Regions from separate parts of the Homo sapiens genome. Here regions 1 and 2 are each linked to region 3. Evidence: chromatin loops called from intact Hi-C (ENCODE). Cell type or tissue: heart right ventricle. All regions are shown on one strand.

What was found. Hi-C counts contacts between places; a loop is a spot of excess contacts. Peaks named below come from ENCODE experiments on the same cell type or tissue, not always from the same donor. Only the 100,000 strongest peaks of a DNase experiment are listed, where the experiment ranks them.
Region 1: a loop joins it to region 3, with 2.6 times the contacts of the local background. A loop is called at or near these places in 11 of 110 quality-filtered maps.
Region 2: it touches region 3 in a loop (2.2-fold over the local background); 5 of 110 quality-filtered maps call a loop at or near these places.

Annotation. Positions count from the first base shown.
Region 1 is chr6:14,637,765-14,640,264 of GRCh38, reverse strand. The region is part of intron 2 of LOC101928354 (a long non-coding RNA gene); the gene reads left to right. Among named protein-coding and RNA genes, the nearest start is that of LINC01108, 350 kb to the right of the region's middle. RefSeq lists a silencer at 1-67 and an enhancer at 1-559. In heart right ventricle, a CTCF peak has its summit at 1,199; a DNase peak (open chromatin) is centred at 1,134; H3K4me3 peaks cover 1,091 bases; H3K27ac peaks cover 2,500 bases.
Region 2 is chr6:14,422,452-14,424,951 of GRCh38, reverse strand. It overlaps LOC105374942 (a long non-coding RNA gene), which reads left to right. Exons shown (of 6, transcript XR_926510.3): 6 at 1-2,500. Among named protein-coding and RNA genes, the nearest start is that of LINC01108, 140 kb to the right of the region's middle. In heart right ventricle, no CTCF peak of the experiment used is centred here; a DNase peak (open chromatin) is centred at 1,496; H3K27ac peaks cover 1,578 bases.
Region 3 is chr6:14,705,638-14,708,137 of GRCh38, reverse strand. The region is part of intron 1 of LOC101928354 (a long non-coding RNA gene); the gene reads left to right. Among named protein-coding and RNA genes, the nearest start is that of LINC01108, 420 kb to the right of the region's middle. RefSeq lists an enhancer at 1,041-2,240. In heart right ventricle, a CTCF peak has its summit at 1,537; a DNase peak (open chromatin) is centred at 1,537; H3K27ac peaks cover 2,382 bases.

The DNA.
Region 1 (2,500 bases), 68 kb after region 3:
GGTGTGCTCCTGTAAAACAGTCAACACAGGCCAGGGACAATTCCACATGCTTTTCACATGTTAATTAATTTCCTGATGAAAGATAAAGCTTCTAGCCAGGAGTCCAGACAGCTGAGTTCTAGTCTAGCTCTGCTCTAAAGAGTCCTGGGAGCCCCTGTGGCCTCAGCTTTTTGACCTGTGAAATGACCGAGTAACAGACCATTTCATAGGTCCCTGAGAGCTCTAGAATCTCACGTCACTCATGACGTATGTTAATATCAGCTGGCCTCGAAAGAGAACCCGAGCCTTGGGGACCCCAATCTTGGATCTACAAGATCTCTCAGACCAGAAGCCCTGGGGGGTAAATCCCTCCATCCAGAATCTTGTCTTTCATCGATTCAGTGTGAACTACTTCTCAAATTTCTACATTTCTGGTCCCCCTTAAACACTGACATTCCAGTCAGTCTGATGTTAAATTCTGCTTTCCCCTTTCCACCTTGTGTTACCTACCACCACAGCCTGGCCCACATTTTTCTACCCCTCCCTCCTTCTGTCATTAACAAAACTCCCCAGACCCTTGCAAAGCCCCTACAGCAGAATTATCCCAAGAGAGAAACAGTGGATTTAATAAGCTTCCCCTTAGATGGCCCCAAATCCCTTCCAGTTGATTAGGGGAAAAAACAACTACACACAGGACAGTTTCCTGATGCGGGAGGTGAGAGAGAGAAAGAATAAAGAAAGTTCCTGAAGTCCTGGGCCTCAGGGACCAAATTAAGAAAGCAGCACCACTTATTCAAAATCAGATGAATGTCAGTGGGATGTTTGTCAAACAAACTTGTCATTATTTGTCACAATTTGAGGAAGTATCAGTCAATAGTCACACTCGAGCGCATAACAGAGTTATTTATAGCTGCCAGTCTAGAGTTTTAACTCATGCAGGGCCAAGGTTCGATGTTATAAACAGCTTTGTTTATAATGACTGCGTGGCTATAAATAGTTTGGTTCCCCGGGTGTCACAGAGCAGCCCCGGGATGGGCTGCCAAAACCAGCGCCAGGAAGCAGGCTGCAGCAGGGAGGTGAATCCTGGTGGTGGTTTTTTTTCTTCTCCGAGTACCCTTTCTGTGAGTCCTTGGCCAGAGTATTTCATGTTGTTCCTCAGTGTCCCTTTTGGAACGGGGAGTCGGGCTCCCTGGTGTTCCTGGGAGATGGTGGAAGTTACTCACTTAATGAATTAACATCTGCCCCAAGATCTGCTGTTGAAAGGGAGCCAGTATGGGGAGCACCGCCTCTTTTGTGCCTATTCACGGACAATGAGCTAATTACAGTCTCTCTCCTGCTGGAGGGTGGAGGGAGATATCCTGTTATTCCAGTGAACAGGCAAAGCTCTAAAGGTTTATTTACAGCTTCAGATTTAATTTGAACGACAGCAGCATCTCTTCTAAAAATACGAGGTTGTCAGAAATTTAGAAATTTACTAGTTTCTTGTGTCAGCAGAACCTTATCTAAGGAGTGGGAAGTTGGGGGATTTGTGGGGAGCAGAAAAGAGGAAGGGGAATATGTATACATAAATTTTACATGTAAAATACATAGGTATGTCAGCTTAAAAACTGATCATTTTACCAATTGGCACAGGGGCAGTATTCTCAACATCTTCCTGACAACCTCCAACCCCACCCTCCAAAAATGCAAATCTATTTGTCATATGGAAATTTCTTGATCGACTCTTTCCATGTCACGCTCAAAATCCTTACAGTCAATTTTAATACTATTAAGCTAAATCTTCTTTTGCTTTCTTTTTTTTTTTTTTTTAAGAAAAGGTGTGGCCATGAAAAAAAATTTATTGGATCTTAATTTGCAAGATTAGTTCTGGTTCATTTTATTGCAGTAATTTAATACTCATAATGATTTTCTGATGCATATGTTTTAGCAGCAAGATCTACTTCCTATTCATTTTTCATTTCAATGCAACTGACGTATATTAGGCAGCATGGTACAGATCTAAGGGAGCAGCACCCCGTGAGAAACTGACATCATTCTGCCATCTTGGCATCCTCCCAGACATGTGTTGAGCCCCAAGAAGCCTGCACCCAGGTATATCCAGGGATTCAGGACCGAAGGTGATAAGCAAGAAATCCTTCTTTAAAAAGGAGTTACCTGTTTTTCATGGATAGGATTATTAACATCATTACCATTATCATCATTACTGCAATTCTGGCTAAGGGAGCTGTGAGTTGCATCCTATTTGAATGTCTCCCACTGGATGGGAAGGAAGCAATGAGGGCCTCCTAAGTAAACCAACAATCACACTGCAGGGAAGGTGAATCATGGACTCCAATACCCAATGCCACAGGACTCTGACCCAGGTACTAGGGAGGGCATCCTGGAGGAGGTGGCCTCCGCATTGAATCCTACAGGAGGTTCCTTAGGGTGGTAATTGTGCCTTTTTGTTTCTGTACAGACACCTGCTGGCATAGTAGGCACATGGTACATCTTTGTAGAGAGAGTTAATGAAGGTGTATTC
Region 2 (2,500 bases), 280 kb after region 3:
GAACCAAAACAGTAACATGGGCCCTGTGCTGATCTGAAAGGTATTTTTATTTAAGGAAAAGACTTGGCTTTTTTCATGTTAAGGTTAAATATTTTCTCTGGGGACTGTGATGAACACCTCCTGAAAAGTAAAAATCTAACGGTGTGTGTGTGTGTGTGTGTGTGTGTGTGTGTGTGTGTAGGTGTGTAGGACGTTTTCTCTAGAATTCTAAAATTTCTTTTCTTAGGTAATAATTTTCACATTTGCTAAGTTCTGAATGAATCTAAACTATTTTGCTTTGAGTTTGTCTTCCTATTACTAATCCATTTTCTGCTCTAGAAGATTTTGAAGATAAGGTAGGTTTTGAACTTAGCCCACTGACTGCCAAGCAATAGTCATTTACATGGAAAGCAAAAAAAAGAAGTTATTGGCATCAGAATTGACTCAGTCATTAAAATATTCCACACCTAGATTTCTCAAAGAACTAAAAACAAAACTACTATGTGACCCAATCTCACTACTGGGGATACACCCAAAGAGAAAGAAGTCATTATATCAAAAAGATGTCTGTACTCAAATGTTTATCACAACGCTGTTCACAATAGCAAAGACATGGAAGCAACTGAAGTGTTCATCAGTGGAGGACTGGATAAAGGAAATGGGATAGACTATTCACCATGGAATACTTGTCCATCCATAGAAAAGAACAAAATCATGTCTTTTGCAGCAGCATGGATGGAACCGGAGGCCATCGTCCTAAGTGAAATAACTCAGAAACAGAAAGTCAAATACCACATGTTCTCACTTATAAGTGAGAGCTAAACAATGAGTACACATGGACATACACAGTGAGTGGAATAATAGACGCTGGAGTCTACAGAAGATGGGAAGGTGGGAGGGGCTTGACAATCGGAAAGTTACCCATTGGGTACCATGTTCTCTATTCGGGTCATAAGTTCACTAAAAGCCCAGACTTTACGTCTATGCAATATATGCCTGTAAGAAATCCACACTTGTACTCCCTAAAGGTATAAAAATTAAAACTAAATAAATAAATAATTAAATAATCCATACCTAAACCATTTGCAGTGGAAGATTTTTGCACAGTTTTATTTTCTCGGGGTCATTTCCTACCCTGAGTTTTGGCCATCTGCATATGGTTATGGAATTACTGTCTCTTAGGATGCTCTTTACTCTTTCCTGAGCTGGTGAAACCTAGGGGAATCACTAGAATAAACTTCACTCTCTATTTATGCGGATTTGCTTCACAGGGAATCCTTTGTATCAACTGAGTCACTGCCATCAAAATATCCATGAGAAGTTCACATAACCTCATTTCCCTCTGTTAATGTTACTGAGTAAAGCACAAGACAGGAATATTCTTAGAGGATATATGGCTTCCTCTTAATCAGAGCTGGCTTAGAGTGGAGAAACAGGGTCCCTGGGGACAAAGCAAGGCACTCATGAACTCTGGCCACTGTAAGACAAACAATGGGGAGACCTTATTCTTAATTTAGATTCTAAGCAAAGGTTTTCCTGGTGACCTAGTTCCTCTGGAGCAATCGCACTGCTCCAGTGATGTTTTAGCGACTTGCCCTGGTACCCTGAGTTCCCACCTTGCCGCTCGTCTCACATTTTCTTTCAGGATATCTGGATTTTTCCTCTGATTTACACATTTCCTCTATAATTCTGCACAATACCAAAAATAAATATAATTTCCTTCCTCTTAAAACTCAATAACCATTAGGCTAGAAGAAGAGGTACCATTTGGCAAAAAAAAAAAAAAAAAACTCTCCATATCACATCCTGCCTAGCGGTAACCTCAAACTTGATCTCACAGTGAGGACAGCCTGATTTTTCTCATGCTTAGGAAATCACCAAGCCATGGTAACACTTTCCTGGATGTAGCTATTGTAGCGTACTGGGGCCCCTGAGCCATGCAGGGTCACACAGTTTGTCTGGGGTGAGAGGTCTCATTCAAAATGCATTACACCAAATTTTCCTTTCAATGAAGTTTTGGCTGTACCACCTCCACTGCCCCACCTGTAAAAAGAGGAAACTTCTCTTATAAGAGAATGAGAAAAGAGGGAAGAAGGAGGAGTGTCCAGATGGATAGAAGGGGAGGGGAAGGTGGTTTCTTTTTTTCTTTTCCTTTTTTTTTTTTTTTTGAGATGGAGTCTCACTCTCTCACTCAGGCTGGACTGCAGTGGTGGTATCACTGCAACCTCCGCCTCCCAGGTTCAAGCGATTCTCTTGCCTCAGCCTCCCAGGTAGCTGGGAACTAAAGGCGCACGCCACCACGCCCAGCTAAGATTTTTGTATTTTTAGTACAGGTGGTGTTTCACCATGTTGGCCAGGCTGGACTTGAACTCCTGACCTCAGGTGATCTGCCCGCCTCGGCCTCCCAAAGTGCTGGGATTACAGGCGTGAGCCACCGCACCCAGCCCCGGAAGGTGGTTCTATAAAGACCTGGCCTTCCTCCGGCTCTCATCTGCCGATAGTCTAGAAGAGCAGATTCTGG
Region 3 (2,500 bases):
GGGATATTTGGCAATGTACCTTCAAAGCCAAATGAAGGTTGCCAATAAGAAGTGCTTCAGGACCTCAGCAGAGGAAGGAAACACCCAGGGCAGGATTTGTAGAGGATTGTTGAGGGGGAATAGGTCTTAAGACAAGGGAAAGGAAGGGGGAGAGGCAGGAGAAAGGGATGCATGCAGATAAAGGGGGCCTCAGAGCAAAGTTGACTCTAGAAGGGCTCTGGCTATTCGGTGAAGGAGGAGAAGGGTATTATTCAACCAGGAATGGGGCTGAAGACAAGGTGAGAAGGTCTTTAACTGTTGTTCTGGGGAAGGAGTCAGGGAGTGGATGAAGGACAAATACCAGGTTACTAAGTACCTGTCAGGGCCAAGCTGTATTTGGATGGCAGAAGCCACTGGTGGGCCAGGTCTAGGGGTCACAAGCCCTTCTCTAGGTGTGTTTGTAATTCAAGCAGCCAGGATTGGGTGTAGGTGGGGCTGGCTCAAAGAGGGCCTGGGAAGATGAAGTCTTGGTTGCTGATGAAGGCAGCATTTATACAGCTGAATACAAGGTCTGCCAGACTTCAGAGAGGATTCTTGGGAAATTGGAGGAGACCTGCTGTGTTAGGTGTGGAGGTGGAGCTGGTCTCATGCTGATGAAGTCCTGGGAAGACCTTGATTGGCCAACACAGAAATGAGCTGAGGAAAAGAAATAAGGGAAGTTGGAAGGAGAGTATTTGTGAAGAAAGCAGAATATTAAGTATTTTCTTTGATACTTCTTTATATACAGGAAGCTAGGTTGTCAGCAGTAGCAAGAATAACATGACAATGATGAGATAGCTAACTTAGAAGATCTTGGAACAAACCATTTTCCAAATACCTCTGGGTTTTCTTTGTTCTCTATCCAAACTCATTTTATTAAACACCCTTTGTTAATATTCTGATAGATTTTATAGAGGTCAAAAGAGCAGGGATTAGGCTTCGTTTGGAAACTCAGCTCCCTCATTTCCTAACTCATTAAATGAGTCCAAGTAGGAAACAAGTGCAGATATATTTGGAAGATATTAAAGAGACCTTGGGCAAATTACCTAATCTTTCACCCTTGGTTTTCTCATATGATGACAGTGCCTTTCTGATGGAGCCGTTATGAAGGTAAACATTAGGTTCCAACGCATGGGAACTACAGTTGTGTTAAAATGAGAATTTCCCAGGAGTTCGTGTGTTTCATTGTGAGGTGCTATTCAGCTCTGTCTATTTCCCTCACATCTGTCCTTTCTCTTTCTCATCCCCCACTCACTTAGTAAACATGTCTGCTTGGACCAATGATTGGGAGTATGGCGTGCTGAGCCCTGGTAACGGGAAGTAAGCCAGCATTTTCAACAAGTTGCTAATTATACCACTTTTAAACACAATAAGAGAAGAAGGAATGAACCCCATGAGCTGGGGCCACTTGGCAAGTCCCGATGGTCTTCTTAGGCCAGTCAGGATGTTTCTTAGACTCACATCAGCCTTGATGACGATCTCCTCCCACATCGACTGAGTCAGGGGTCGCTGTGTGCTGAGTAATGCAGTCCTTTGCTGGGCGGGAAGTGGGCAGCACTCTGAAGGGACATGAGAGTGGATGACGGTGAAGCTGTGGGAAACTGCGGGGGAGCTGCACACGCCTGATGCCTGTGTCAGAGCCACGCAGTCTCTGAGTCGTGTTCCCAAGCACAACTCACATCTGTGAAGTACATCAGGGAAAATTAAATAAGTCCAAGTAGGAAACAAGTTCAGATATATTTGGAAGATATTAAAAAAAGGAAAAAAAAAATCTCCAAAAGGCCTGATCTCACCTTTCACTTTTTATAGACAACATTTTCCTTCTCTGGTTACATCTTTTCTTGAGGTGTATTAGCAACACTTTGTTCATTTGACAGCCATGATATTTCTTCTTTAGTATTGTATGTAGGGTGAAGTTCAAGTTCCTAGTTGCTCGACAAGTTCCAGTTCCTTGGCATAGGGCATAGAGGTCTGGCCAGGACTTTGTTTTCTCTAATTCAATTTGTCTAAAACACAAGAAAAGACTTTGTGGGCTGAGGCCGAGAAGTCGTGCTTCATATTTGCTTGAATCTTTTGGCCTTACTTCACTGGCAGAGTCTGTGAAAGAACACAGGTTTACTTAAAAAATAATCTTAACTTAAGCCTTTCCATTGTGTGAATTTGACAAAGAAACTCGCCTTATCTGGGTTGTCCCCCATTTCTTTGCTTCTATGAGGAACCCTGGAGACTTCCTGACTTTAAAAAGCAACCAAAAATGAATGTTAAGTTTTGGCATGTAAAAGTTCTTTGGTATACATTTTGCCAGACACGGATGTTGCAAAACTGTTTACTGAGGTATAATTTTGGTGCTTCTATGTAGGAAGGGGAGGAAAAGGGTTATTTATTAAAAGTTCTATATAGGCATCTCTTGCTATTTGACCTCTTGCCATCCAAAGTCTTTCCCTCAGAACTCAGGAGGCAAGTGGATTCAGATAAACTCAGC